Linked DNA regions of Mus musculus: region 2 is linked to region 1. A link is a loop called in an ENCODE intact Hi-C map of the cell type or tissue named here. Cell type or tissue: left cerebral cortex. All regions are shown on one strand. Links, peaks and the distances in the headings refer to the core of each region. The heading gives the core; the rest is flanking DNA. Region 1 overlaps Orc2 (origin recognition complex, subunit 2). Region 2 holds the start of Flacc1 (flagellum associated containing coiled-coil domains 1).

Region 1 (15,842 bases), core at 2,477-10,476:
ATTTCTAGATTTATTGTATTTTATGTATATGAGTATACTGTGTATTTTATGTATATGAGTATGTATATTGTATTTTATGTATATAAGTACACTGTGTATTTTATGTATATGAGTACACTGTGGCTGTACAGATGGTTGTGAGCCATCATGTGGTTGCTGGGAATTAGACTTAGGACTTCTGCTCTCTCTGGATAACCCCACTCCTCTGGCCCAAAGATTTATTAATTATTATTAATTAACAAATAATAAATAAGTACACTGTAGCTGTCTTCAGATGTACCAGAAGAGGGTGTCAGATCTCATTCTGGATGGTTTGAGCCACCATGTGGTTGCTAGGATTTGAACTCAGGACCTCTGGAAGAGCAGTCAGTGCTCTTAACCGCTAAGCCATCTCTCCAGCCCTTGATGCTCTCTTTTGGTGTGTCTGAAGACAGAGACAGTGTACTGATACACAAAATAAAGAAATCTTTTTTTAAAAATTGATTCTTCATAATCAGAATAGTATCTGTTGCATAAGCAGGTAATTTCCTTTCCCGCGGGAAGAAAAGCCAGAAGCTTTCAGTAATTCACAAATCTTGGTGGACAAAGTAGTTTCAAGTGTGTGAATGAAAGCAAGAATTTTGCAGAAGGAAAGGTGATTATCACAATTTTTTTATTATATAGTGGGACACATTACCACACTGTCTAAAAGAGGAGCTCTATTAGCAAAGAAAAGGACAGAGAATATTAAGTATAACTGGTATTTTACTACTGATATTCTTAGCAGTTGTTTTAGATACATTTCAGGGGACAGAGAGATTGCTCACCAGATAAAGCACTTACTTTATATGCATTCAAATAAGAATTTTAATCCCCAGACCCCATTAAAAAATGAGTGGATATTTAACCTCTGTTATACCAGTATGCATGGTGGCTAAATAGGGTCCCCTGAGCAAGCTGGGCACATTCGAGGCAAGAAACCCTGCCTCAATATATAGTATGGGAATGATCGAGACACCTAAGTCAACCTAGAACCTGCATCTGTACATGCATAGAAGGGCACCTACATAAATATATGCCATTCCAGTGCATATATTCCAGGAGCACTCATACATACAAATAGTCCATTCCAATATAATTTTCCAGTAGGTTAGTAAGGCATGCTAAAGCTTAGAGAATGTATACAATTAGTTGTGAAATTATAAGGAAGCAATGACAAAATTGTAATTAAAATCTCTTACTTCAAAGCCCACATTCTTGATTTCCTCCCAATAGCTTTTCTGTCAGCCTATCAAATTTTCCAACTGCTTTTACCCTCCTACAGCGTCAAGGTCTCATTATGACAGTGAGAGTGAGTATTCTGCTTCCAGCTCAGAGGATGATGAAGAGGCTACAAAAGACGAAGAAGAAGACACTAATGTGGCCAGGCTCTCTCAGAAGAGTCAAGGTCAGAATAGACTTCTTCCAGCTCCTGTTTCCAAAGAGACACTGCCTAAGAAAAAGAAAAGAGACAAAGCGGTGAGTGCAGATGGAGTCTTGGGCCTTAAAGGATAGTTGTATGCAGTCCCCTTCGTAGGCTGCCTCACACGGGCAAGTCTGCGGCGGGGCCAGCAGTCATTCTCCTTACTTTCCTGTGCTCTTTACACATGAATTCCCACACATACTTGTTTCTGTTCTTGAACTTTCTTTTTACTCCTGGGTACATAGTCACGGTCAGTGCTGTAATATACATAGTGTCTCTATATTATGTAGCCTTGGCTGCCCTGGCAGTCACTCTGTAGACCAGGCTGGCCTTAAACTCACAGAGATCCTCCTGCCTCTGCCTCCCAAGTGCTGAGATTAAAGCTGTGTGCCACAACACCTGCTGATTAGTCTATTCTTTTATGTTTTATGAGAGTTAATAACATTTATTGATAGAATTAAATTATCTTTGGTGTACTATTTCTTTAAAAATCCTGTCAGTAACGTTTTGTAGTCAGACATGTTGATACACTGTTGTTCCCAGCTGTCTGGGAAGCTGAGGAAGGAGAATTTCTTGAGCCCAATGTTAACTAATATTAATATATAGATTTTATATAGCACAAATATCTGAAATTACTTAGCCCTAACTTTTCTTTGTCTATTTCAGAGTGACTTGGTAGAAGAATATTTTGAAGCCCATAGTAGTTCAAAAGTCTTAACATCTGATCGAACGCTGCAGAGGCTGAGGAGAGCCAGAGTGGATCAGGTAGGCTGTGAGGGTGTTACCAGCGTTGTCTGCTGTGACTTGAGAATGCATCAGAGAGAAGTGAGCCTGAGCAATCGCCCTGATGCAGTAAAGCACACGTTAATGCGCTGTGCTCATTAAATGTTTATTGCATGAATTAGATGATTAGAATTCTATTTGACATAATTAATTTTACCTGTTTTCTTGTGTATCTTTTTAGATTTAGATTCAGGATTTAGATTAACTATGGAGGTCATAGCTTTCTGATAACCAGGTACTACTGCTCTGTTCCTCACTGTAATCATTGTCCTTTACATAAGAAAACCTGTAGCAGACTGCTCACTGTCACCAGCTTTGCAGAAGGTGTGAAAGTTGTCTTCCTTGCTCTTTTGGAAAAAGTTGTAGAGTGGAGTAAGGTAGCAAGGGTGACCTTGCTGAGCTCATTTTACAAAATGTCCACTATATCTGCCTTTGTTGGAATTTTGACTGACATCCTCCTCCAACATAGGTCACAACCGCTGAGTGATGACGTCTTTCAGTAGGGCTTTCCTAGCCTCCATAGGCAGCTTACGTGCATGCACCTCCCTCTATAAATAAAGAAAAAGCAAAAGTCTAAAAGGACAATGGGGTTTATAATTTTAGGGCAAGAACAGTGTTATTGGCTGACTTCCACGTTGAGGTACAACTGCTCAGCAGTAAGAGCATGTACAAGGGCCTGCCTCAGTTTCCAGTGCCCATATCAGCTGCCTCACAACCCCCTGCGTTCCTGATTCACGGGATCTGATGTCCTGTTCTGGCCTCTTTGGGCCATGAGCACATTTGGTGCATAGACGTGCATGTACTCATACGCACACATAAAAATCCATTAGAGTAAAAAAAGTTGAGAGTGATTGAGGAATATGCCCGACAATGAACACAATCAATCAGTCAGTCAATCAAGCAATCAATAAATGGAAGGGGAGAGAGAGACAGAGAGAGAGAGGGGGGGGTTTCCAAGGAAGCAAAGGCACTAATGTCTGCTGTCTGTCTTTTATAAGTAACATAAGAGAAACCTAAGTGGCTCTAAGGTCAGAATGACCTTCGAGTGAGTAGGCTCCAGGAGATTGAGAACCTGCTGATGATAGGGAAGGGAAGGAAGAGGTTACAGACATAGCACGAGCATTTGCTTCTCCTGCCTGTGGGTTAGCAGGAGGTTAGCAGATCGAGGCTATATGCCATGTCTGTCTGACTTGTTGAACCAGTCAGGTGACTGAGGAGTGTTCTTATGATGGTAGAGACTTAAGGAGGAAAGCAGATAACCTCTACAGCCTTGGGTAAATGCTGGCAATCTTTTTTTTTTTTAAGATTTTATTTATTTATTATACATAAGTACACTGTAGCTGTCTTCAGACCTCATTATGGGTGGTTGTGAGCCACCATGTGGTTGCTGGGATTTGAACTCAGGACCTCCAGAAGAGCAGTCAGTGCTCTTAACCGCTGAGCCATCTCACCAGCCCCAATGCTGGCAATCTTACTTGTGCCTTGTTGTGACGAGCCAGCTGTCATGGCTGAAAGTGAGTCAGGAGTCAGGAAGTTATACTCCACTCAGTTAGAAGGAGCAGGCAGCACATCAAGACTGGGAATGGACAGCAGTAGTATAGTCCCCTGAAAATTGACATTTCAGGTATAAGTGTGTAGATGAAAATAGCACTGCCAAGTTCATACTCAAGTAAATATCTCACTGCCTAGGATGATAGCGGTGCTTTCTGTGCCCTATCTGCTCTAAACACCAGAAGACATGAGCGCTTAAGATGAGGTTCATTTCTCTTTTAAGTGTGTAAATAAAACTATAGGACCTGATATTTGGGATTTTGATTGTAACTTTCAGTAGTAGAAGTGTGTTTGAGTCAGTGAGGTGGCTCAGCGGGTAAAGACCCTTAGCACAAAGCCTGGTTCTGACATCAGAACCTACGTGGCAGAAGGACAGAACTGACTTCTCGAGCTGTCCTGTGGTCTTCACACGTGTGGTGTACTGTGGCTCATATGCACTGGTGCATACAAGTAAAACAGTGAGGCAGAACTAGAGTAAAGATGCAAAGGCCTTCTCATAGGATTTTCAAAATGTGTTTGATTTACCAGCTTGAAATTCCAAAGTTTTGGGCTCACTGTCATCAGTATTTTATATTACTGTCATCTTTACAGATTGTACCATACTGTGCAGTTTGTATTGCTGTGACTAATTCCCAGGACAGCAACCTAAGAGGGGGAGGACTTAATTAACTTCCAGTTGTAGTGGTAGAATTCTCATTCAGTTTCAGGGACCGAGCCTTCACATGGGGGCTTGGTATATCCATACCACAGCACCACAACACAACACCAGAGACACGGCATTTGTTAAAAATAGCTTTTGAAAAGGAACAAATACAAGTTTATTATTGATGGCAAATTATAAAGAAACTTTAATGTTTTCTGAAAATTAATATTTTATCATTACCTTACTTTTTACAGTCTTTCAAAGCTACAGGTTTGGTTTTCTCTGATTGTTGTTTTAATGTTGTTACTATTATGCAGAGTTCAGTTCAGGGCTCATACTTGTTAGAAAGCACTCTGGCAGTGAGCTACAGCCCCAAACTCATAGGCTTGGAGAGGTATCACTGTTTTGTTTTTTTCTTTGATTTGTATTTGTCTGTCTGAATTTGGTGTGAACACTGAGAAGCATATTTGGTCATTTTATAGTATGTATGTATATGTAAAATACATATATATATTTATATATATCTTATTTTTATTTTTTATTTATATATTTTTTAATTTTTTTTTTTGTTGGTTTTTCAAGACAGGGTTTCTCTGTGTAGCCCTGGCTATCCTGGAACTCACTCTGTAGACCAAGCTGGCCTAGAACTCAGAAATCTGCCTGCCTCTGCCTCCCAAGTGCTGAGATTAAAGGCGTGCACCACCACCACCAGCCAGTACCTATATTTTTAGATTAAAATTTTATATTTGGAGTGTGTTGTAATCATTTAAATGGTTCTAGGCAAACTTAGCAAAGTTTTGTATTGTTAAAGTTTTGTATTTTTTTTTGTTTGTTTGTTTGTTTTTTTGGTTTCGAGACAGGGTTTCTCTACATAGCCCTGGCTGCCCTGGAACTCACTCTGTAGACCAGGCTGGCCTCGAACTCAGAAATCTGCCTGCCTCTGCCACCCAAGTGCTGGGATTAAAGGCGTGCGTCACCACGCCTGGCTTTGTATTGTTTTTATATACTTGAAATAAGGAGAACTTTGGGGGCTGGAGAGATGGCTCAGAGGTTAAGAGCACTGACTGCTCTTTCGAAGGTCCTGAGTTCAAATGTCAGCAACCACATGGTGGCTCACAACCACCTGTAATGGGATCTGATGCCCTCTTCTGGAGCATCTGAAGATAGCCACAGTGTACTTACATATAATAAATAAATAAATCTTTTTTTAAAAAAAGGAGAACTTTAAGAGGAGTTGTAGACACGGCGCTTACAACCTTTTATAACTGCAGGTTTAGGGGATCTGATGTGCTCTTCTGACCTCCACAGGCACCAGTTATACACAGAACACTCATACACATAAAAAACCCTAAATCCTTAAAAATAACTTTTAATTAAACAAGTATTTAAGCCATGTGTGACATATTTTTTTTAACATTCAATTGGTACACTTCTGATCATACCTGATTTAAGTCTTTATTTCCACTAAGAACTTTGTCTCTCTTGTTTTTCAAAGAAAACTCTGCATAACTTACTGAGAAAATTTGTGCCTTCCTTTTCTGCTGAAATTGAACGATTGAATCAACAGCATGAGAAACTGTTTCATAAATGGATGCTTCAGTTACAGTAAGTTATCATTGTAAGCCCTACACAATGAAGAATAAGTATATGTCTGTGTTAAAACATGATTTGCCAGGTGTGATGGCATGTGCCTTTAATCCCAGCTCTAGGGAAACAGAAGCAGGTAATCTCTGAATTCTAGGCCAGCCTGGTCTTCATAGTGAGTTCAGGACAGCCAGGACTACCTAGAGAGTCCCTGTCTCAGAACCCAAAAACAATGCCAGGATGGTTATGACGTACGCCTTTAATCCCAGCACTCAGGAGGCAGAGGAAGGTGGATCTCTGGGAGTTTGAGGCCAGCCTGGTCTCCATGGAGAAACCCTGTCTCAAAAAAAAACCCCTTAACCAAACAGAAACCATAGTCTGCTGCTGTATTGATCACAGGTTGGCCCTCTCAGTGGGCGAGAGCACTGCTCTAGGAGCACTTTCCCTTTTCATCGTTGCTTAGTTTTTCCATTTGTATTGTATGTGTGAATGTGAGTGTGTGCGCGCTGCAGTGCATGTAGGGGTCAGAGGACAATTTGTAGGAATAGGGTCCAAGGGTAACACCTAATGGCAGGCGTGTATGCCAAGTTCCTCCCCTAACTCCCACTCACGCTGTTGTGGTATTTGTTTTTCTGATGCTGTGATCAAACACTAGGACCAAAAGCAACCTGGGGAGCAAAGAGTTGATTTCATCATAGTATAGTATGGCTGTAGTTATAAAATGATGATTGGGGGAGCGAAGGCGAGAACTCAGGCAGTTCTGTTCCTCCTCCTTACTTGCCTCCCTGTACTGTAGCTTTTCCAGAAGCATCTGCTGCTTCCCTGTGGTCAAACCTTCCAGCTAATGCTGGCACTTTCAGGTGTGCGTTAGTGTAGGAAAGTACAGTTAACATGGTAGTGCGGTTCACTGTTGCTCATTCTTTTGTTCATTTCAACTCTCCTGTAGCCCATGTGAAACATTGCAGGATCGGCCGTGGTTCCTCTTACGTCAGGCTGCAGAAAAAGCTGACAAACACTGGGACTGTGAAGGGTGAACACAGCAGCTTAGCTGTCTAGCTGCCCCAGTCCGCCCTGCACTTTTTTTTTTTTTTGGTTTTTCGAGACAGGGTTTCTCTGTATAGCCCTGGCTGTCCTGGATCTCATTTTGTAGACCAGGCTGGCCTCAAACTCAAAAATCTGCCTGCCTCTGCCTCCCGAGTGCTGGGATTAACGGCGCGCAACACCACGCCCGGCCCCCGCCCTGCACTTTTGATTTACTCATGTATTTGTGAGGCAGAGTCTAGCCTGAAGCTTGCTTTGTAAACCATGCTGGCTCTGAGATTACAGCAGCCCTGCCTCTGCCGCCCAGTGCTGGGATTAGAGGTGTACACGGTGGGGCTGCTCTTTGTACATTACCCTTTGTTCTTTGGGGTTTTCTTTTCTGCAGTCCTTGTGAGCTGGAAAGAAACTGGGGATAAAGCTGGCAGTCAGGAGTCTCATGCTGTAATTTTACAGACATTGTCCTTCCTTACAGCCTTGGGTTCAACATTGTGCTTTATGGCTTGGGGTCCAAGAGAGATTTACTAGAAAAGTTTCGAACCACCATGCTTCAAGATTCCATTCATGTTGTCATCAACGGCTACTTTCCTGGCGTCAGTGTGAAATCAGTAAGTTTACTGTTAAAGGAGTAATATTATGTCCTCTGCCACGTCCTGGCCCCTTAACTGTTATAGTACAATTTCTGCTTCTGAACACTGTATATAAAGGATTTTGCTTTAGGCTTCAGACCACTTAGATCATGTGTTTGTATTCAGAGCAATTGATCTTTAAGTTTTCATGTTTGAATTTCCTACCAAGTCACTGACGTGGGGCAGGGGAAATGGCTTGTTCTGTAAAGATCTCAGTTCAGTCTCATGAACTCTTTCCTTTTCTAAAGAACTAGATGTGGTCTGTGCTTGCAATCCCAGTGCTAGAGAAATAGGGGGAGGGAGGGGCTGAGCTCAGGGCTCACTGACCATCCAGCCCAGCCTACTTGATGAGTTCCCTGCCAGTGAGAGACCCTGTCTCAGAATAAACGACGAGGCTAGAGAGTGGCTTAGCCGTTAGGAACGCTTGCTGCTCTTGCACAGATCCAGGTTCTGTTTCTAGACCCCTCATGGCAGTTTACAACTGTAACTCCAGTTCAGTCCAAAGCATCTGACTCCTTCTGGCCTCCTCGGGCACTGCACGCACGTGTTGCACATACATACATGCTGGCAAAACACTCATATTAAAATGAAAAAAAAACCAACTTTTTAGGAATAATTGATAAAAAAAAGCACACACAGCACCTGAAGAACAGCACCCAAGTTTGTCCTGTGGCCTCCACATTTACCTGCATACAAATGTGCACCCAAACAAGCCCATGCACAAATAATCACTGTCTTAGTTAGGGTTGCTATGGCTGTGATGAAACACCATGACCAAAAAACACAAGTTGGAAGCAAATGGGGAGGGAAGACATTTGGCTTACACTTCCACATCATAGTCCATCATTAAAGGAAGTCAGGGTAGTGACTGAGCTGGTCAGAGGCCAAGGTGCTGCATTCCTGGATTACACTTTCTGACTTGCTCAGTCTGCTTTCTTATAGAACCTAGGACACCCACAATGCTCTGGGCCCTCCCCATCAATCAGTAATTAAGACAATGCCTTACAGGCTGGTCTATACCTGGGTCTTAAGGAGGCCTTTTCTTAGTTGAGGTTCCCATCTCTTAGATGACTTTCTTGCTGTGTTAGATTGGCATACAACTAAGAGGTCGACTTGTCTGAAACCTTAGGGAAATGCTGCCTTCATGAACTACCCCAAGTTACTAGTAGAGCAGCTAAGAACATGCTTGCATAATCTGCCATTTTATTGTACCTGTGTATCATTTTGGTACATAAATAATAAAGGTATAAGAATAGTATATAGTTTTATAGTTTATCATATACCATTTTTACTTCAAATGATTACCATCTGAGAATTATATCAAGGTTTTGGATATTGGATAGTATCCAATGTAGTTTCACCTTTTTAGTGTTCCTAGTGTTATATTGTTTTTGGTTTTGTTTTGTTTTGTTTTGACACATTCATAGTTCGTCCCCCACCACACACACACACACACACACACACACACACACACACAGCTTTTTTCCTTTGGTTATTGGGACAGGTTTTCTCTGTGTAGACCAGGCTATTCTAGAACTCTCTGTGTAGACCAAGCTAGCTGCCAGTTTACAGAGATCTGCCTGCCTATGCCTCCAGTATGCTGGTGTACACCACCACACCTGGCTTACATTTATGGTTCAATAATTTTTGTTTTGTTTTTCAAGACAGGGTTTCTCTGTTTGCCCTGGCTGTCCTATTCACTTTGTAGAATAGGCTGGCCTCTAACTCAGAGATCTACCTCTGGGTGCTGGGATTAAAAGCATGCACCCCTACCTTCCCAATTTGGTGGTCTTATGATTTTCCTGCTCTCTTACATTGTTCGTACCACATTCTTATGTGATATTGGATATTATCCAATGTAAATTCCCTCTTTTAGTATCCCTAGTCTTGCTGTTTCTTTTGACACATAGTTGGTCTCCCAACCACCACTACCACCCCTACACACATACTGTTTTTTTCTTTGGTTATTTTAGCCTTAAGTATTAAAAAAAAAAAAACTCCAACCAAAATGATTTAGATATACTTAAATACCCAGTGGAATTTTTTTTAATTGTCTTCTTTTTTTTTTAAGATTTATTTATTTTATGTAATATGTGTTCAATCTGCACGTATACCTGCATGCCAGAAGAGGGTATTGGATCCCTTTACAGATGGCTGTGATCCACCATGTAGTTGCTGGGAATTGAACTCTGGAAGAGCAACCAGTGCTCTTAACAGTTGAGCTGTCTCTCCAGCCCACCCAGTGGAGTTTAAGTGCTTTTTGAACTTCATGAGAATATCAAAGTCATTTTTAATTTATGAAAAAATATTAATTTGCCAGTTGTATTATCCTGTGTGACAGAGTAAGTTGCAGTTGGTAAGGTACTTTTGCACTTCTGTGATGCAGATCCTGAACTCTATAACTGAAGATGTCCTCAGTCATGTGGGTACTTTCCAAAGTGTTCTGGATCAGCGGGACTGGATAATAAACAGATTTAAAGAAGGTAACACAAAGTACTTCATCTGTAGCATTTAGTGTGAAGTTATATACTGCATTGCTATATTTAATTATTTTAGACAGAAAAAATGAAGATTATTTTAATATTGATACTCTGGTCAGTGCCAATTTAGATTTCTTTAAAATAATTTGTCTTCCCTATTACACTTATGTGGTCTATGAATTTCCTCTAGCTGAAAGGAGTTACACCTAATTGTCTTAACTCTGTGTGGCCTTTTTACTTCTGAATAGTTTTACTTTTTGTTTTCTCAGTGGTGTGAATTGCCTGTAACAGATTTGTATTTTTATGATGTTTAATATTGTGTGTATATGCTTGTTTATAAGTGTGTGGGTGGGGGCAGCAGTGATCACACTTGACTGTACTTGTGTATACAGAGGCCAGAGGTTGACATGGAGTGCCTTCCTTAATCTATCTTCCTCCCCACCTCCCGGGTTTGTGTGGTCTCTCACTGTAGCACTGAGCTAAGAATTTAGCTGGCTGACCATCAAGCACCAATGATCCTCCAGTCTCATCCTTGGCTTCTCAGTCCCCGGGATGACAAATCTAGGCTGCTACACCCAGGCTTTTATGTTTTCCTTTTGTCATTTAATGGTGCTAAGTGTTGAACTCAGGTCTTCATATTTGAACAGCAAGCAGTTTATCTCCTGAGCCATCTCCCCAGCTCCAGATATTGTTCAGTTATTTTTTTAAGAGTTTTTTATGTATGTGAGTACACTGTAGCTCTCTTCAGGCACACCAGATCAGATCCCATTACAGATGGTTGAGAGCCACCGTGTGGTTGCTGGGAATTGAACTAAGGACCTCTGGAAGTGCAGTCAATGTTCTTTTTTTTTTTTTTTTTTTTTTTTTTTTTTTTTAAGATTTATTTATTTATTATATGTAAGTACACTGTAGCTGTCTTCAGACACTCCAGAAGAGGGCATCAGATCTTGTTACAGATGGCTGTGGGCCACCATGTGGTTGCTGGGATTTGAACTCTGGACCTTCGGAAGAACAGTCGGGTGCTCTTACCCACTGAGCCATCTCACCAGCCCGCAGTCAGTGTTCTTAACCGCTGAGCCATCTCTCCAGCCCTCGTTGCTCATTTATAACGTGCTTATTTAGCATCTTACTTTGACATATCCTTTAATACCTAAACATTATATATGCTAAAAATGTTACAGTCCTCACTGAAAATAATAATTGAATTTCTTTTTCTTTTAGATTCTTCTTTAGAACTCTTCCTTCTTATCCACAATTTGGATAGCCAAATGTTAAGAGGAGACAATAGCCAGCAAATTCTTGGACAGTTGTCATCATTACATAACGTGTATCTCATAGCATCTATTGACCATCTCAATGCTCCTCTCAGTAAGTTTCTTGTTACTGTCACTCTTCCTTGAGTCTTACAGAATTTTCTTACTATTTTTCAGTAAACTTTCAACTTGTTAAAAGGTGGTCTCAATTTGATTTCAAAAGTAATTATTGGAAATAAGAGTGTACACCATTTACATCTGAATCACACGAGGAAGTGTTGGCCTGTTATTCTGGTTCATTAAGTTTTAAAGATTCATTTGTTTATTTTATTTATACGTATTTTGCTTGTGTAAGTTTATGTATACCAGAGGCCCATGGGCATCAGATCCCCTGGAACTAAAATTATAGGTGATTGTGAGCTGTCACATGTGTTCTTGAGCCGAGCGTGGTGGTGCGCATGCCTTTAATCCCAGCACTCAGGAGGCAGAGGCAGGCGGATTTCTGAGTTCTAGGCCAGCCTGGTGTACAAAGTGAGTTCCAGGACAGCCAGGGCTATACAGAGAAACCCTGTCTCGAAAAACCAAAAAGAAAAAAGAAAGAAAAAAAAAAGAATTAGCATTCTTAACTATTGAGCCATCTCTCCAGCCTCCTTGTTAAGTTTTACTTTATATATATAAAGTATGTAAACCAGGGCAGCCTTGAACTCACAGAGATCCACCTGCTGGGATTAAAGATGTGTGCCGCTATACCTAGCTGCCTTATTAGATTTTTAAAAGAATCGCTGATGGTGCTGTATTTAAGGTACAATTAAAGCTTCGGAAGTTATCCAGGAAGGTAGCTCATGACCCTGGCACTTGTGAGGCTGAGACAAGAGGACTGTGGGTATGAAGCTAGCCTGGGCTACAGAATGAGACCTTGTCTCAAAACCAAATAAAAAGGTTAAGATATTGGTTGACAGAGGAAACAGATTGCGAGTTATAGGTTTATATAAGGAAGTGACAGAATAAAATAATTGATGATTTTTTTTCTTTTAATGCATACAAGGTGTAAACCCAGACCCTTGTCTGCTTGAAACGTGCTTTACCCCTGAGCTGCATTCCCAGCTTTTGGGCACTTTCCCTTGATGCTTCTTCATTCTGTGCTGCAGTGACATCTCATGTAACGTGACTGTATGACAATAATTTGTAATTCTTTGCTTTGATCATGTTCTATAGTGTGGGATCATGCAAAGCAGAGTCTTTATAACTGGCTTTGGTATGAAACTACTACATACAGTCCTTATACTGAAGAAACCTCCTATGAGAACTCCCTTCTGGTTAAGCAGTCTGGATCTCTGCCACTTAGTTCTCTGATTCATGTCTTACGAAGCCTTACCCCCAATGCAAGGTAAGAATAAAACCCATAAGGAAAATAGTGTATATAAACACACCTATACCTACGCACGCACGCAGCACTGCAGATGTGGCTAGTGCTCAGGTGCTTGACTAGCATGCTAAATACCCTGAATCTGACTCCCAGAACCACTGAGAAAATAAGTAATGTGTGTATTTAGGGACAGGAGTGGAGACCAGTGGTATAGTACTGGCTTCGAATGTACAAGGCCCTCAATTCAATCCTAGCTCTTCAAAAGACAAAACCTGTTTTGTACACTTGAGAATATAGTACTGAATTTATCAGTGGCACTGCTTTAGTTTGATTCTGCTGTTGTGGTAAATACCACAACCAAAAGCCACTTGGGGGAGAAAGGGATTTATCTGGCTTACACTTCTGAGCCACAGTTCATCATGAGGGAAATCAGGGAAAGAACTCAAATAGAAACCCCAGGCAGAACTCATGGAGGATGCTGCTGGCTGGCTTGCTCAGGCTCATGTTGAGGTATTTTATAGCCCAGCTCCACCTGCCTAAGGTTGATGGCACCCACAGCAGGCTTGGCCCTCCTCCATCAATTAATAATAAAGGCAGTTTTCCCAACAGACATTCCTACAGAACAGTGTGATCTGAGAATTCCCTCAATTAGGAGTCCCTTTCAGATAACTCTAGGCTGTATCAGATTGATAATGGACAGTAACTGGGGAGCTGGGTGTGGTGGCGCACGCCTTTAATCCCAGCACTCGGGAGGCAGAGGCAGGCGGATTTCTGAGTTCGAGGACAGTCTGGTCTACAAAGTGAGTTCCAGGACAGCCAGGGCTACACAGAGAAACCCTGACTCGAAAAACCAAAAAAAAAAAGAACAGTAACTGGGACAGAAACAAAACTACCTGCATGCTGTAAAGGGTTAAGAGGGATAATAAAAATAGTTAACAATACTGGATTATACAGTAGGCGAAATATTCTATGAATATTGACCAGTAAACCTAGAATAATTTTTTCTTATCAGATTGTTACGGGCTGGGGAGATGGCTCAGAGGTTTTTGTTTTTTGTTTTGTTTTTTTTTTTTGTTTTGTTTTTGTTTTTTCGAGACAGGGTTTCTCTGTATAGCCCTGGCTGTCCTGGAACTCACTTTGTAGACCAGGCTGACCTCGAACTCAGGGATATGCCTGCCTCTGCCTCCTGAGTGCTGGGATTAAAGGTGTGCGCCACCACCGCCTCCCATGGCTCAGAGTTTTAAGTAAAACTGCTGTTGGTCTTCAATTCCCAGCACCCATATGGTGGCTCCCAGCCATCAGTAACCTGTATTCCAGGGAATCCAGCAGTCACACAGATAACATACATGCTTACATGCATGCAGGCAGCTTTTATGTTTCTGAACAAAATGTCTAATGTCTATGTTGTGAATATCAAGAAAGCTTTTGTTGTATTGTCTTTTATGGGTGTGAGTTGGGTACTAGCTGTGCTACTCAGCAAGAGAGGGTTTTTGCTGGTGATGTGGTTGGATACTTTTGAGACAAAGTCTCAAACTGTGTAGTCTTCGCTGCCCTGGAACCCATGGTATTGACATGGCTTCCTGGAACAACCCAGAGATTTGCTTGCTTATGCTTGCTGAGTTCTAAGACTAAAGGCCTAGGCTGCCACACCCAGCATAGGACAGGAGTCTGCGACTGCTCAAGCAGCTTGACACCACACAGGTGTCTGCAGACCTGCCTCAGATTTTATTATAGGAAATGTGCGAGAGCAGAGAGGAGACGGGGAGAGGGAAAGAAGGGGGGGGGGGAGGAAGGAGGAGGGAGGGAGGGAGAGAGATGCTAGATAGAATAGTTTTTCCAGTGAGGTTGTGGTTTTCTTCGAGAAGGGGAGGAAAGACGGTGAGTGACATTGAACTGGATGTATGATGTTCTTCCTTAGATTCACTACAAAGAATTATTTACTGAGGCTGATTTGGTTTCTCTTTTCCTTTTGGTAGGGGGATTTTCAGGCTACTTATGAAGTTCCAGCTGGATAACCAGGACAGCCCTTCCTACATTGGTATCAACATGTGTGATATTTAATGTGACTTTCTGTGCCCTGTGTTCCCTGTTGTAGAGTCCCTTGGGAGCCTTGCATTTCTCACAGCAGAGAGGGTTGGCTGCTCTGAGGGGATGTCTGTCCTATAGCCAGTGTCCAGCATCTTTAGAGATGCTCTTAATAGATTCTGTGCTAATGGGAAATGGAACACCTATTCACTCACTTTTAGAATTCCATACACTACTGGAACTATGTGTATCTGGCAGTCTCATGGTTGCCATATATGGGGCAACTTATTTGTTACCCCCTTGGCAAAAATGTGTTAATATGTACAGAAATTTTAGTGATCACGTTTTTTTTTTTTTTGGTTTTTGGTTTTTGGTTTTTGGTTTTTTCGAGACAGGGTTTCTCTGTGTAGCCCTGCCTGTCCTGGAACTCATTCTGTGAGGCTGGCCTCGAACTCAGAAATCCTCCTGCCTCTGCCTCCCAAGTGCTGGGATTAAAGGCGTGCACCACCACGCCCAGCTTAGTGATCACATTCTTTAAGTTACCTTCCTTAAAACTCAGTTGGTATGACTTTCATGTGGGTCCCGAACAACTGGAGCGGGAGCTATCCCAAAAGCTGTTGCCTGTCTGTGGGATATGTTCTACCTGGGCTGCCTTGTCTGGCCTTAGTGGGAGAGGATGTGCCTAGCTTCACAGAGACTTTAAGTTCCAGAGTTAGGGAATACGGGGGGGGGGGGGGGGGGGATAGCGTGGCACCAGCTCAGGAGAAGGGAAGGGGAATGGTGGAAGGATTGTGGGATGGGGGTGATCAGGAAGGGAGGCAGTTATATAAAGTAAATAAGTTTAAAGGGGGGGGGGGCTGGAGAGATGGCTCAGCGGTTAAGAGCACTGACTGTTCTTCCAAAGGTCCTGAGTTCAAATCCCAGCAACCACATGGTGGCTTACAACCATCTGTAAAGACATCTGACACCCTCTACTGGTGTGTCTGAAGACAGCTACAGTGTACTTACATATAAATAATAAATATTTTTTTAAGAAAAATAAGTGCTAG
Region 2 (15,842 bases), core at 4,203-12,202, 220 kb before region 1:
ATCAACAGCATGGTTTCAGGAACACAGAGCTCTTCAGTTCTCACTAGTGGAAGCACCCCCAGCCACAGGAACATCCATGTCCTCATAGCTCTGCTTGTTTTAAATTGCTCTGGTCAGCCGCTCTGCGACCCACAGCTGTTGTCGATGATCCTGGGGAAACAAACGAACAGACCCTCTCGCCCACGTCAACACCAGTGGGCAATGATTTCCACGCCCTTATGACAATCTGATTCACCTGCTCAAACACCTGCACTGGATATCCTGTCTGTTATTGTGCAAAGCGACCTTGATCAAGCAGCATATCTCTATCCCATGCTGGATTTCCTGCAGCAGAGTTAGCCGCTGCCTGTTCATTTGCAAATTCAACAAGGAAGGCTTTCCAATCTAAATACTGCCCAGGTGAAAGGCATGCCTTTACCAAGCCTGCCCAATCGGACGGCGTCATGCAGTGTCTATTCAATGCCTCTACTTGAGCCACAGTATAGGAGGCAGTTAAGCCGTATATCTGCACAGACTCAGCCAAATTCCTGATTACTTTGAAATCTAGAGGCTCATGATATCTCTGCCCTGCTTGGTCAGTGGAAATAGGACATCCCAGCAAGGAGAAACTAACCTCTCTCCAAACCTCCAGACAGAAGGTCCGCCTATAGGTGGCTGCCGAGGAGGCATAGGGAGGGGGCGCAGAAGCTAATTCACCTTCCTCCTCTGCCTCGGCTCTTTTGTTTTGTCCTTTCTGTCCACCTGATAACACTGTGTCTCCTTTCTTTTTCCTTTTTCTTTTTAAGCCCTTCTCCTCTTCCGACGTACTTTCTTGTTGCTCTGTAAGAATTTTCTGACCTGTCTTGACTGCCTCTACACACAGTTTCAAACAGTAACAGAGTCCATATATCAGAACAAACAAGACCAAAACTATCAGACCTACCCACAAAGGGTCAATGGGAGAAAAAAGCATAACTCATGAACCTTAAGTTGTCCCAAAGCCGGGAACCTTATCGTCTCAATCCCTTCTTTCCTTCTCTCTTTCCCTTCTCTCCTTCCTTTCTGTCCTTTCTTTTCTTTCTTTCCCTTCCTTTCCTTTCCTTTCCTTTCCTTTCCCTTTTCCTTTCCTTTCCTTCACTATTTCCTTTTCTTTATCACTGATTCCTTTCATTTTCCTCCCTTTTCTTTTCCTTTTTTAAAAAAACATATCCCCCTTTAACCCAGGGATCAATTTGTGAGACTTACCGGTACCACCGTTCCTCAGCTGAAGAGTTCTGAATCCACGCAGTCAGATCCTTCTCAGCAGTCTGTTTGCAAGAACACTTCATTACCACCATTCCCCAGCTGAACAGTTCTGAATCCATGCCGGATCCTTCTCAGCAGTCTGGTTTATGGGAACACTTTATTAAGCGCTCCTTCCCCTCGATGTAGTTCTGAATCCTCCCTGTAGCAGGGGGTCTTCGCTCTTGCCTGAAGATGTTTCTTTACCCGGGTTTCGGCACCACTTCTTGTGCGCCCCCTGACTCGCCAGCAAGAACCACACTGCAACAGGATCCTTCTGCACACGTTTATTGGGAGAGCTTGATTGCCGAGGCAAAGAGACACCAAGCCCAGAACTAGTGCTGCTTATATAGGCCTAGGAGAGGCATGTCTCACACCCGGATTGGTTATGCATGGGTTATGCTTACCACCTCATTTGCATTTCTCACATCTGATTGGTTAACATGTCTCTCATCTGATTGGTTAACTTGTCTCTCATCTGATTGGTTAATTCTCAAAACCTCATCTTGGCAAAAAAAAAAAAAAAAACCTTTACTGCCTATGTATGCGTGGTAGCCAGCGCCATCCTGCAACAGCACATGTGGCTTCCCACAGGAAGGTTGTCCACACCAGCAATCATCACAAGCCTGATCAGAAATGGTAGCATTAACTAGATAGCTATGACAAATTCCACAAGCCAGCATAAAGTCAGATCTGTCTGGGATGGCACGAGTTTAAAAATCAGTTCCTAAAATGTCTTTCAACTTGTGTAGACAACTTTTCTCTGCCTGCCACAAATGTTCATTATCTTTACTCTGAGGGCCTTTTCCATGTGGTCAGTCAGCTCCAACAAGGCAGCATTCAGTGGCACAGGAGCATGCCTGGGTCTTCTTCTGTTTTCATAGATACCTCATCCCCTAATGCAATTGTTTCTCACTATTGCCCTTTAAGCTGCACTTTGAATACCCAGATCTCATCCATTTATTCCATAGCATCCAAAAATGCTTTCAGTGATTCTCATGCTGCCAAAACCTCACTCTGAATGCTTACTGGAAGTCCATGGTATCTAGGAAACAGGTAAGGGAGCTGTTTCTTAGGGTCATTAATGATGAAACATCATGATCAAAGGCAACGTGCAGGGGAAAGGGTTTGTTTGGCTTACAAATCCTGAATCACCATCCACTGAGGGAAGCCAAGACAGGAAGTCAAACTGGGTGAGAACCTGGAGGCAGGAGCTGAAGCAGAGGCCATGAAGAGATGCTGCTCACTGGCTTGCTCAGCCTGCTTTCCTATAGCATTCAGGACCCTCTGCCTGAGGGATGGCACCATCCTCAATGGGTGAGGCCTCCTCTAACAATTATTAATTAAGAAAATGCCCTACAGGCTTGCCTAAAGCCCCATTATATGGAGCTGATTTCTCAGCTGAAGCTCCCTTCTTTCAGATGACTATAGCTTGTCTCAAGTTGACCTATAACTTGTACTGTAAGATCGAGAATCGACAAATGGGACCTAATGAAACTCCAAAGTTTCTGCAAGGCAAAAGACACCGTCAATAAGACAAAAAGACCACCAACAGATTGGGAAAGGATCTTTACCTATCCTAAATCAGATAGGGGACTAATATCCAACATATATAAAGAACTCAAGAAGGTGGACTTCAGAAAATCAAATAACCCCATTAAAAAATGGGGCTCAGAACTGAACAAAGAATTCTCACCTGAGGAATACCGAATGCAGATCTCAGATCTCATCCATTTATTCCATAGCATCCAAAAATGCTTTCAGTGATTCTCATGCTGCCAAAACCTCACTCTGAATGCTTACTGGAAGTCCATGGTATCTAGGAAACAGGTAAGGGAGCTGTTTCTTAGGGTCATTAATGATGAAACATCATGATCAAAGGCAACGTGCAGGGGAAAGGGTTTGTTAGCATGCACCAGCTAACTGTAAAAGCCAAGAAACAATGTGTTGGTTCGGAGGGCATTTAAACTTGGAGTAAGATGTTGTCCACTAGAAGCATCCTCTGGTTTTAACTTAACATCACTGAGGTAGGTATCCACCCATAGAAGTTTATCCCAACCACAGCTCCTGTCTCTAGAATAAGCCAGTGAGGTGAAGAGAGAGTGCCTGAGGTTCCAAAAGCCATCTTAAACTCCATAAAGCTCATTAGACCAGAGCCTGCTGCATTTTCTGTTAGACTGTTTGATGGGTTCCATTTAATATTGCTCACAGGTGCCAAGCACATAGGAACCCTTTGTTCTTCAGTTGTAAATCTCTGGGCAACAGTATTACGAAATGGAGGCTTCTTCCCTGAGCCAAGGAATCTTTCATAGGCTATTTTCTTGGAGCACTTGATGTCCTGGGAGCCTCAAGAGGCTTTCATTGGGGTCTGAACTTGAAAATGGGGCAATTTGGCATATGCCTTCACTCAAATGCATTAATATTGATTTATCTGTTCATACTTTTTAATGGGTGAAAATCTGTATCAATCAATACTTGTTTTGATATTCAACTTACCCTTATTTGGCCCAGAGAAAACCTTTCAAACTGACTTCATTCTCCTTTGGTTCTCTGAGCACTTCCTTGGTAGCTGCTCTAAATGTTCCATGTGCAACCTGCTGTTCCCATGCTCCAGTGCTGGAGCCAGGTGTTTCTTCAGGGGTCTTGATGTCCTTTAGTGAAGCATTCAGTATGTAGAAGCCAAGATTCAGATGCTGAGTGTGCTCATTGTTATAGGCAGGTAAGTTAACTGCTCTAAGGCCCCTCAGAGGACAGTGTCAAGCAGTGTCTCTCTCTCTCTCTCTCTCTCTCTCTCTCTCTTTCTCTCTCTCTCTCTCGTGTGTGTGTGTGTGTGTGTGTGTGTGTGTGTGTGTGTGTGTGCATGTCTCTGTGTGTTTCGGTATGTGTAAGTCTTCCTTATCTCTTACTTCTATACATGTCTGTGTTTCTTGAAAACTACAGGTTCCAACAAGCCATTCTCATTCAAATGCAGAAGCTCAGACTTTACAATATTTCTCTTTTGCACTTCTCCAATTCCCCTTTCCAGTGAAATTTCAATTAAACTGAGTAAGCCTGTGTACAGTCAGTCTCCTAATGCCACTGCTGTGTCTCCTGCTTGACTATCTTCTCAGCCTCCTGGGCACTGGAACTCCCCACCACACAGCCCCTCTGCCTCATGTCCCCATTGTTCCTTAATGACTTTAGGATTGTCTTGTTATGAATGGAAAGGATGTAGGGGATAAACTTCTAAACTTTGTGAATGGAGGCTGGGACTATAGCTTACTGTTGGAGCACTTGCTAGGATGTATGAGCACCCCAGCACTATTAAAAATGAAACTAAATAATATGCATGCATGATGAAGATGAGGGGATAGAAAGGACAGTATGGTAACAAAAATATGGTTAGATAAGAGGAATCAGCTTTGATATTCCATGGCATGGTAGGAAGGCTACAATTACCAATAATTTACTATCTATTTCGAATAGCCAAATGTGCCAGATAGTTTTTGTCAACTTGGCACAAGCCAGGAACATCTGGGAAGGAGGAACTTCAAGTGATAAAATGTCTCCATCAGGCTGGCCTGTAGGCAAATCTGTGGGATATTTCCTTAATTAACGATGGGTGTGGAAGGGTCAGCTCACTGTGGGCGGTGCTCCCCATGGGGAAGTAGCCCAAGTGCTCAGAAAGCAGGCTGAACAAGCCATAGGGAGCAAACCAACAAACAGCATCACTCTGTTTCTTTACCTGTGGGTTCTGTTTATCTCATTCCTTCCCTGACTTCCTGTCCTGTCTTCCCCATGGTGGACTGTGACCTGGGAGTTGTAAGAGGAAGTAAAGACTATCTTCCCTCAAGTTACTTCTGGCCACGTTCCTTATCACTGCGACAGAAACCCAGATAGGCCACCAAAAGATAGAATTTTTTTTATATTCTTAAAAGTTTTAAAGGTATCCAGGTGTGGTGGCTCACACCTTTGATCCCAGCACTCAGGTTGCAGATCTCTGTAAGTTGAGGCCAGCCTGGCCTACAAAGTGAGTCCAGGGCAGCCAGAGATATTACACAGATTAACCTTGTCTTGAAACACCAAAAATGTAGTTAATATTAATTGATTTTTATTAATTATCATTCATGGGTATTAATTATCAGTTGATGAAATTATAAATGATGTGTTGTTTTATTATCAATCAGTTCATTGATTAATTGACTAATAGTAATTAACACCTTTGTTCATTCAGTTCCCAGAGAAAAGACAAAAAACCTTTTTGTTTATAATAAGCCTTAACAGCACTAGAGCTGGGCAGATATCAACCCTCTGTGCTATTTTGTCTACTTCCCTGTCAATAACCCCGAGTTATAACTTGCCATGTTCTGTCTGGGACTCTCTTAACTCCAACTAGTCAGCCCTCGTGGCCATGTTTTCACACAGTGCCTTCTCTGCTCTCCTTATCTCCCTCCCTTCTCGGGTGTGGTCTCTGCCTTAGGCCCAAAGCCTGGCAAACAAAGTCCCCCTTCCATGTCTTCTGCCCAGCTACAGTCTATAGGCATCTTTATTCACCAGTCAGGGAGAACTTGGAGTCAAGGTTACATAGCATCACTTGGTATATGCAAGGATCTATTCACCCCTGGGGGCAAGGAGACCATGGAGGCCAGTATTTAGCATTATAACACATAGTAACAGATCAAACTGGACCTAAATTCTACACAAAAATGAATAAATAATTAAATGTAATGGTAAAATTTTAAGATGATGAATTTTCTAACTACTCTGAATTGATCATTACACACTATGAGCATGTGTTTCATAATTGTGTATAATTAATAGCATATTAATTAATTATATATTAGGGATTAAAGCCATGTGTCACCGTGCCTGGTTGATTGACTGATGTTGATTCCTGGGACCCTCCCTATCTTCTGGATTTTTCTTTCCAATTTCTCTTTGTTTGCCTTTTAAATGCTGGTTCTGTCCATTCTCCTTTGTCAAGCAGATTTTTTATTCTTTTTTTTTCTTTCTTTTTAAAATATACTTGATTTAGAACCTTGTTTTATTTAAATGTGCTCTTCATGTTACAGGACAACCTTTCAGGGTCAATCAAATATGTGACATCAGGGAGTTTCCTCCAAACTTCTAAAGGCTCACAGGCAGGGCTCTAAACTTCTCTAAGGCAGCTTCAGGATCCAAAGGAGCACGGCACAGTAATTGTGGCCTAAGAAGTAAGGGTTCCTGCCAGGACACGGGCTGAGAAAGAAGGTCAGCTGGGTGCTTTCTCTGCCTCTCTGAGCTTGCAGGCTCTCACCCCAGCATCTGGCTTCTGAGTCTTCATTGGCAAAATTGGACAATTGAAATTTTGTTTAAAAAACAACAAAGTATGAAACTATATTTTGTGTGTGTGTCTGCGCAGGAGTGTATGTTTTTTGAGACAGGGTTCCTGGCCTGACTGGCTTGAAACTTGCTTTGTAGATTATATTGGCCTTGAACTCTCAGAGATCCACCTACTCCTGCCTCGTGAGGGCTGGAAATAAAGGCATGCACCTCCATGCTGGGCTAAAACTCTACTTTTTGACATAAGATGTTGGTAACAGTCTCACTATCTTTGTGTTTTCTTTAACAATTAAGTATGAGTCAACATTCCATGCATCCAAAAACCCAGAAAGATTGGAGGCTTTGGGCGTCGACTTGGCTTCTGTCTTCACTGTATTAAGTTTGACATCTGCAAGCATCTTTGCATTGTATTGTTTTCTCATTGTTTTATATGAAGGACCGAATGCCACAACAGTTTCAAATTTAAAAAACTCTCTAAACAGGCTGGCAAGTGGTGTCAACAGCATTAGCTAAAAAATTTTTTTTCAGCACGCAAAGTGTGCCAAAGAATGTGGTGTTAGTGCAAAATACATAAACTCAAATATTATTTCACAAAACTTAATTTTTTTTACTTCACTGAAATCACTAAATTATTAAGGAACAAAATAGTCACATCACGTGCAGACATTATTGATAATAGGCCATAAATTTTAGCAAGTACAATTAGAAATTAAAGCATTAAAAGAAGAAAGAGCAGAAAGAGAAAAGTCGTGGGACACTTGCATCTGCACAGCTCCCCTTCCTCTGCACTGCCAGTCCCTCCTGCGTGCCCTAGTGGTCTCTGTCACTGACCTGCCTGCTGCCAACACAAAGCACAAACCCTCTAAGCATACAAACTCTGTCAGCCTTCCTCTTAAGAAGGGAAGTGCCAGTTGTGGTGATGCCTGTGAGCCCAACATTTGGGAGACCGATGTGGGACTGTCTGTCCAAAACCTCCCTGTGCTGTGTCGGGAGTGAGGTGGAGAAGATGGAGGAGTGAAACTCCAACTGTGGTCCCTCTGGGTGTGATCACAGGAGCACGAGCTTTCACATTTCTGCAGCTCCTTGGTTGGAACTTTCGGGTGCAGCTGAGAGTCCAAGAGGGTTAGCACAGCATCCTAAAGTCAGAACTCAAAAGTCAAAAAGCAAAGCCGGGCGTTGTGGCACACACCTTTAATCCCAGCACTCGGGAGGCAGGCAGATTTCTGAGTTCGAGGCCTGCCTGGTCTACAAAGTGAGTTCCAGGACAGCCAGGGTTACACAGAGAAACCCTGTCTCGAAAAACAAAACAAAACAAAAAAACAAACAAAAAAAGCAGCCAGTGGCAGCTGAGTGCCCTGGAGATCTTTGCACACCTCTGAAGAGAACACTCTTCCTCTTGGGTCCATTCACACAGTCAGCAAATACAGTCACACTTTAAATGCAAAGCTCCTGGCTGCTCAAGGCTCATAGCATTTGCTACCTCAGGAGGGCAGCAACATCACACAAACCAAGACTGATAGCAAGGGCCAACCTACTAAAATGCTAGCCCTTGTTCCCTCCATGCCTTGAGGAAAGACACCATGAATACCACTTCCCTTTGAAAGCCTTCACTTCATGCCCCATCTGCTGTTTTGGCGCTGACAAAAGTGTAACTGTATTGAGGCTGGAGTATATTGGGGTGTGGGTGTTTGGGGTAGAAGGTACCGATATCTCAATATGGCATTAGTGCTGGGCATGTAGCTCAGTGGGTGACAGAGCCTGCCTCTATCTGACCACCACAGGGAAACAACTGAACTGACGCTAACAGGTTGATGTATGCCTGAGGTGAGCAAGCATCTGGAGTTTCCTTCACCATCTATTGTCCTCGTGTTAATGGCATAAGAGAAGCCAGTTAGCAGGCCTGTGGCTGAGTCCTCTCACTTACTGACCACACTGCCTCCAGGTTGTCTTACACGTCACAGTCGCCTACATGTTCACCCACTCCCTCAATCAATCACTAAATCCGTTTTTAGAGTCGTCTTTGAACGTATGGGACTTCTGATAAATTCTCCAGTAGACATCACCAGTCAGGTGTCCCCTTGGGGCCTCCGAATGTCCAAAACAGAATGGACAGTCTCTTCTCAAATCTGTTCATCCCCAACATAGTCCAACCAGTGAGCTGCACTAACAGCAGTTCAGCCACTGGAGTTGGAGACTCAGGAGTTGAATGCCTCTCCTTCCCTCCCTCTCACGTCCCAGCCTGTGTTGTCTTCTGGTCATCGCCACTGCTGGCCCACATCTAAGGCTCATCAGGCCTCTAAGATATTTCTACATGGTTTCTCTGTCTCATACTACGGCTCTTCCTCCTGTTTCTTTGCTTTGGTTGACATGGTCTATCTTACATGTAAATCTAGTCAGATAACTTCTCTGGTTGAAGTTCTTGTTCTCTCTCTCTCTCTGGTTTTTTGAGACAGGGTTTCTCTGTTTAGCCCTGGCTGCCCTGGAACTCACTCTGTAGACCAGGCTGGCCTTGAACTCAGAAATCTGCCTGCAATTGAGTCTCTTAAGGTAACATTTTTCAGCTCTTCTCTGTCCATTAGCCTTTCTTTCTGCTCCACTGAGCACAGGACTGAGGTCGCACCCCGTGCCTAGCTGCACTGGCATTCAGAGGATACAGGAGGCTTGTGAACTTCCAGCTTTTGTAAACTATGAAGTGTGAACCATCACAGGACCAGGAAGCCAATCTAATGGATTACAATCAGTCTTGATTTATAAAAGAAAAACAGAATAGTAAACAATAGAGTATTGTTTGTGAACCTTCAGTATAAAATGTGTGTCTTTTAGTGAGTTGTATTAAAATTAAATGAATAAGCCAGCACTTTTTTGGTTTGGTTGTTTTGTCTTTTTTGTTTTGCTTTATTTAGCAAGATCAACTTCGCCTAGGGGAAAACTAAAACCGCACAGGTAGCTAAAAATTTCATCGTTTCTGTGGATTGCCACAGGTCTCAAAGGCTGAGCTTCAAAGAAGGAAGTGCCCACTGTAGTTAGTTCTAGGTTTCTGAAAAACGGAGGAAGTTAAAATCAACTACAAAAATCCAGGAACTGTGGCCATGTGTCCATAAAGCCTAGTGGTCCCGCAGTAAGTCTACTGTTGTGGAAATTAAGCTTCTAGGGCCTCACATGTGATACTGGAACTCTTATATGTATTCCCTGCTGTTGAGGATCTGACTTGAGTGTGAAGATTTAACAGTTTAACTGGCTGCTTCCCCAACATTCTGTTGGGAAGAACAGAGAGCTTTGGGCCAATGAGGTGCCGCCATTGGGTTTCCATAGTGATAAAAGAAACAAACCATCCTGGGGCACAAGTCAGGCTCAGTCAAAGGACTAGCTAGAGGGTGAATTCCTCCTCAAGGGACTTTCAGGTAATAACTGGGGACAACTGAACTGTCTTCTAAGGGAAGCTCCTGGGGTGGATGGCCGCGGAACCCTTCTAAACACCACTGGCTGGGTTTGCAAGTCTTCAAGGCAGTCTGGAGATTTCTGCCTTGGCATCTCAACCACTTGGGAATAAACACAGCAACCATGAGTTCTGAAACACCTTGATTGGGTGAGAAATGACCCCTGAGTTTCCCTAAAACATTATGGTTTCTTTAAGACTCACAACCTGGGAAGGGACCACAAGGCCAATGAATCTTTGAAAGAATTAAAGTAAGATCTTGGGAAGAGTTTCCAGCCGCTTGTTGAAAACCCACCCTTTCTAAAGCTCTGCTCACTCAGCGACAACTTCCGGCTGTGAGTGAAACACCAGGGAGATAAGACAGGGGAAGAAAAGAAGGGAACACACACACGTGCCCACACGCACATACATCCACACACATATCCTCACATGTCTAAACATACACACACACACACACTCACACACGCACACACACACACACACACACACACACACGCACACACACACGCCCGAATGCACATACATCTGCACACGTGCCCGCACGCACATATATCAGCACACACATCCACACATGTATGCGCGCACACACACACACGCACACGCAAACTCACCAACCAGTAAACGATCATTATCAAAAGGCCCTAAAAGTGGTCCTTACCAGCTTCCTTGCCTCAGTTTCAACCCTGACACCCTCAGACCTACCTCGGGATTTGCTAAGAGCCCAAGTCTGTTCTAAGGGCTCAATAGCTTTGCATTACTGATTTTAAATGCTTTGAATATGGTTCCCATAGATGCAAAGGGAACTTTTCTTTTTAAGAAAAAGTAATAAATAATAAGGCGTTTTTTTGTTTAGAATGGGAAAAAAGGAAACAAACATTTATCAATACAAAACTGGTTAAAATATAAGTAAGTGAACTGATATAAATGTAGAGTTGTGAGGCAAGAGAAATGGCCCAGGGATTAGGGTGCGTGCTGAGCTTCAAGAGAACCTCAGGTTCGTTGCCATAAACCCCATCTAATGGCTCCCGACAGCCTGTAGCTCCAGCTCCCGAGTGGCTAATGCTGGCTTCTGGCTTCCATGGCTCCTGAACACTTATGATCTACACGCACACAGTCAAACACACACACACAAATACGAATAAAGCTTTTTTTTTTTTTTAATTTAGAATTGCAGCCGGGCGGTGGTGGCGCATGCCTTTGATCCCAGCACTTGGGAGGCAGAGACAGGCAGATTTCTGAGTTCAAGGCCAGCCTGGTCTACAAAGTGAGTTCCAGGACAGCCAGGGCTGTACAGAGAAACCCTGTCTCAAAAAGACAAAAAAAAAAAAAAAATTTAGAATTGCAATGATACAGAAACATATCCCAGACTTACTTGAAAGGTTGTTTAAATTTTGCTTTAAGATAATACGATGCTGGAGGAGTAAAATGCAGTGGGGGAGGGGTATAGACAAGCAAGATTAGTCACACTGACATTGTTGAATCTAGGGGATAGGTGAGCTTACTTTACTCTTTCTCTACATTTGGAATACTTTTATATTTCTTTTTTTTTATTTATTTTTATTTTATTTATTTATTTATTTATTTATTTATTTATTATATGTAAGTACACTGTAGCTGTCTTCAGACACTCCAGAAGAGGGAGTCAGATCTCATTACGGATGGTTGTGAGCCACCATGTGGTTGCTGGGATTTGAACTCCAGACCTTCGGAAGAGCAGTCGGGTGCTCTTACCCACTGAGCCATCTCACCAGCCCTCTTTTATATTTCTTGATTGTAAAAAAAAAACCTTACATTTAAAAATGATGACATCTTTTACATAATAGGAACTCGTGGTATTATCTTAAAAAATATATCCAGGATGTAAATATAGTTTGTTCCTGTTTATAGGAAATTATGTAAGTCTGTTTCTTTAGAATGCAGAAAATTCTGGAAGGCATACACTCAAGTATTCTCACTAGTCATCTCTGGATTTTGTATTTTTGATGTTTTTCACTTCCTTAATCTTTTCTGTAATGACTGTCTCTGTAACAAGCTGATTTCAAGTTAATATACACATACATACAAATAAACCTATGTTCTTTTAAAAAGAGAGAGTTTTTCTATATGTAAAAGCCATGTAGTTCATGGGATTCCTTTCCATGCACAGGGCTGAGAACATGGTTCTTAGTAAATGTTCAGAGCAATGCAACCCAGCCCGGAGCAGCTCAAGCTAGACTTTTAAAGGTGCTCATTTAACTTTAAATTTTATTTTTTTCTAAGATTTACTTATTATTATTACATCTAAGTACACTGTAGCTGTCTTCAGATGCACCAGAAAAGGGCATCAGATCTCATTACAGATGGTTGTGAGCCACCATGTGGTTGCTGGGATTTGAACTCAGGACCTGCTGAAGAGCAGTCAGTGCTCTTAACCACTGAGCCATCTCTCCAGCCCAACTTTAAATTTTAAATAAAACAATGTTTAATTTTATAAGCTCAAAAGAGCAGGCTTCCTACGTTCCCATGTCTAATGTGTAAAGTCAGGCCTACCTGATTTCAAAGAACCCCCAAAATTTTCATAACAGGTGTCATGAGGGGAACAGGAAACAAAGTTCTAGCATTCTGACCTAATTTTCAGTTTTTAGTACCTGAGCTACAAAGTCTCTTTCTCTATGTACAGGTGTGTGTGCGCGTGCATGCGTGCGTGTGCGTGTGCACATGTGTGCTCACACGCTTATATATGTATGTATGTATGTATGTATGTATGTATGTGCATGTATGCATCATCAGGCTCTGGGGGGGTGGGAACAGGGATGGGTCTGGTTCTGAAAACACAGGGACACTATTGATTGTACCATAGACTCCATGTACTGTCAAGTCTACCTATCAGTGTCTTCAGGATTCAGATCTCTCCCTGTCTGGGCTCACCCGAGAGTAACTCTCATGCAGCAATCATAAAGAGGGCTGTTTTTAGTTCCCTTCTGCAATTCAGACACATGACCCAAATTAAGAAACAGGGCCATTTGTGCTCCAGTTGGAGAAGGACAACAAATTTCCCGGAAAGTTCTGTGCAGAACCCGCTGTGAGGAATCTCTTCATGCAGAGCAAGCTATGTGAACTTGAGGAGGACTGAGGTCATAGGAACTGAGCTAATGCTCCCAACTTTGCAACGTGTTGCCTCTGTGACATCCATGCGTGTCACCTGAAGGCTAGCCAGCAATAGTTAGGCAAAGATTGTACACTTGGATTACAGTCATGACTCAATTATTCAAGATATGTATTTGCTTTCCTGTCAAGTAGCAACCATAAGGCAGTGACAGCCTGTGTCAGCTCAGCCTCTGCCCTTGTTCTTGGTGCTGCCCTGTCTTCTGTTGTCCCTGTCTCTGTTTGCCTTGGTTTCTGAGTGGTTTAACTCTCTGTGGTTGTTTTTGCATCTCAACAGGAGCCCCTGGCCTAGCAAGACTGCCTTGTACCATGGACCCCAATCCTTTCATCTACTGTACCTGCTGTGACTGCTGCAAATTGGGACAACCAAAGCTAATCAAGACCCCTTATCCACTTCCAAAGCACCCCACGGGGAAGTTTAAGTAAGGATAAGCTAGGTTGGACTAGGAACAGGAGGTGAAAGTTTCCTCTGTGGTCCTCTTTGCCTTACAAGACTTCCCAGTAGAGAGCTTGCCACCAATTCCCCACAGAACAGGGTGCCCTGCATTCCTGCCTTCCCCTCCAGCCTCCTGTTGCCCTGATCTTGCAAGCCTGTTTGACTCAATGGCATTTCAGTAAAGTCCCAACTTTGCAATTTTGTGGTACAATGTGTGTGTGTGTGTGTGTGTGTGTGTGTGTGTGTGTGTGTGTGTGTGTGTAAAACACCCAGAGAGCTTTGGTGCCAGCTGCCCCTCCCCAGGAACCTGGCCTTGGGGTTCGTGCTGATGACCAGGAGATAGTAGATAAGAACCTGCACCTTGGACCTGAGGTCTTAAAGGCCTGTACTCTCCACAATCCCAGTGATCACTTTCCAGTTTGGAGTCAGCATGGGCACTCCCTTATCTGGGAAGATTGAGTTAGCTTTTTTGATTTCCAGTGTTCATTTATTTATTGTTTCCAGGCCAGTTTTACCTCCACCAATTTCAAAAGAACACAACTCACTCCTGTCCCAACCAGGAAAATCTACTGTTTCCCCAAGGTAAGTACTTTTAACTCCATGAAGCAATGAATAAAATAATAACACTATACAAGAGATCAGTTTTCTCTGAGAGCAAAAAAGAGTACACCCCTGCTCCCATTCATTTTGGACTTCTTCACTGAGGCCCTGTGCCAACAAATTACCCTAGGTGCCCAGGAGACAAACACATACACACACACACACACAAACACACACACACACACACACACACACACACAAGACCTCATGGCTGACTTGAACTAATTTGCTATCAAGGATGTCAGAAAACTGCCACAATCCATTGATTTGTCCCCTCAACCAAATCCATGGTGATTTCAGCTCAGAGAAGGTAAGGAAGCAGTGCCTGGCTGCAGAGAGGAGCCCACAGCCCTGGAGAGCAGGGAGATGGAGCATGGCACAGACTGGAGGTGGTCAGGTGGCTGACCTAAGATGTAACTGTGTGGGGCCAATGCACTTATGAGAAACAAAGTGTCAGTCAGCAATAAGATGTGAACTCTGTGCAGACAAACACGGGGTCATGGGAAGGCTCTGAATGTTGCAAAGGCATGGAGTTAATTTGCCCTGAGAGCTCCAGACTGCACCCACATCCATTTGGACTGCTCCCTCAATGGGGCCCTAGGCCAAAGTGACCCCAGCTCCCCAGGGTGCTCCTCCAGAAGGGCAGAGCTGGCGACACCAGGGTGCGGCTCCCTGGGCTCCACCTGTTTTCTGCTCTTCTGCTTTCTGAGCATGTTTCTCTCTTGCAGGGACAAGGTCCAGTCAGGAAACACAGAGAGCAGCAAAGCACCTTCTGTGAGTAAAAATGGGAAAAGGGACAGGGTGAGCATTTATCTGGCACCTACTGTGTGCAAGCATGAGGTTTTTACACCCTCACTCTGCCAAATCTTAACAGAGATCCTCGGAGAGATCCTTATATTATTAATGGTATGCATTTGAGGTGGCTGCTATGTGGCCAAACTTTAACTAACCCCAGCTACTTTCCTTGGCTATGGAGGTCCCTGGGGGAAAACAGATGGTAGTGTGTTACGGTACAACTCATGCCCCAATATAGGAAGACCTCTGTGTACTGGAAGCCAGAGACCTTGAGGCAGCTGTCAGGGCACCTATGGCTGTAAAGGGCAAGGACATTGGCCTCAAATCGTGAGTCTTCACAGTTCTGACACAATTGTGAGAGCAGGTGTGACCGCCCACAGCCACAAGAACCTGTTTCTCCTGAAAGGCAGGCCAGGGCTAAAAGCAAATAAACGGGGAGAAAAGGAAGAGGCCAAGACAAAAAACTGATCAAAGCCCAAAGTTAACTAAAAATCTGTGTTTATATGGGGGGAAAGCCCATCTCCCACAGATCCACACTTGATGCCTATCAACAGCCTATAAGCAATCTGTCTGACAGCACTGGTTTGGCTAGAAGTGTCAATCACTGGGTTGCCTGCAGTCTCTGGAATCTCTCAGGAATCTCTCAGCCTCTCAGCAGGTAGCAGTATCTTGGAGAAGACACTTGACAGAACAATAGAACCATCTAGGTGGGAAGGCTTCACCTCAGGTGGTCTCATTCTCATTGGCAGCGAGGTCTGAGCCAGCCTACTCAAGGCTGGGGGAGGCTACAATTCCTCCCTAATATATAATTAAAATTAGCTGGACTGAGACATAAAATTTTTTTATGCTCCATTGTCCTGCCTGGGAATT

The links. A loop is a pair of places that touch in the nucleus more often than their neighbours do. Peaks named below come from ENCODE experiments on the same cell type or tissue, not always from the same donor. Only the 100,000 strongest peaks of a DNase experiment are listed, where the experiment ranks them.
Region 2: a loop joins it to region 1, with 2.7 times the contacts of the local background. A loop is called at or near these places in 6 of 42 quality-filtered maps.

Annotation. Positions count from the first base shown.
Region 1 is chr1:58,466,615-58,482,456 of GRCm38, reverse strand. Orc2 (origin recognition complex, subunit 2) reads left to right here. Exons shown (of 18, transcript NM_008765.3): 9 at 1,304-1,497; 10 at 2,108-2,206; 11 at 5,914-6,023; 12 at 7,516-7,648; 13 at 10,056-10,152; 14 at 11,371-11,517; 15 at 12,618-12,789; 16 at 14,745-14,806. It overlaps Gm23966 (a small nuclear RNA gene), which reads left to right and starts at 15,836; the gene lies at 15,836-15,842. In left cerebral cortex, for the core only: CTCF peaks have their summits at 5,401 and 5,600 (motif pointing left); no DNase peak of the experiment used is centred there.
Region 2 is chr1:58,690,022-58,705,863 of GRCm38, reverse strand. Flacc1 (flagellum associated containing coiled-coil domains 1) reads left to right here and starts at 9,875. Exons shown (of 15, transcript NM_175370.5): 1 at 9,875-9,962; 2 at 13,419-13,563; 3 at 14,082-14,159; 4 at 14,906-14,951. The coding sequence starts at 13,451. In left cerebral cortex, for the core only: a CTCF peak has its summit at 8,056 (motif pointing right); a DNase peak (open chromatin) is centred at 8,056.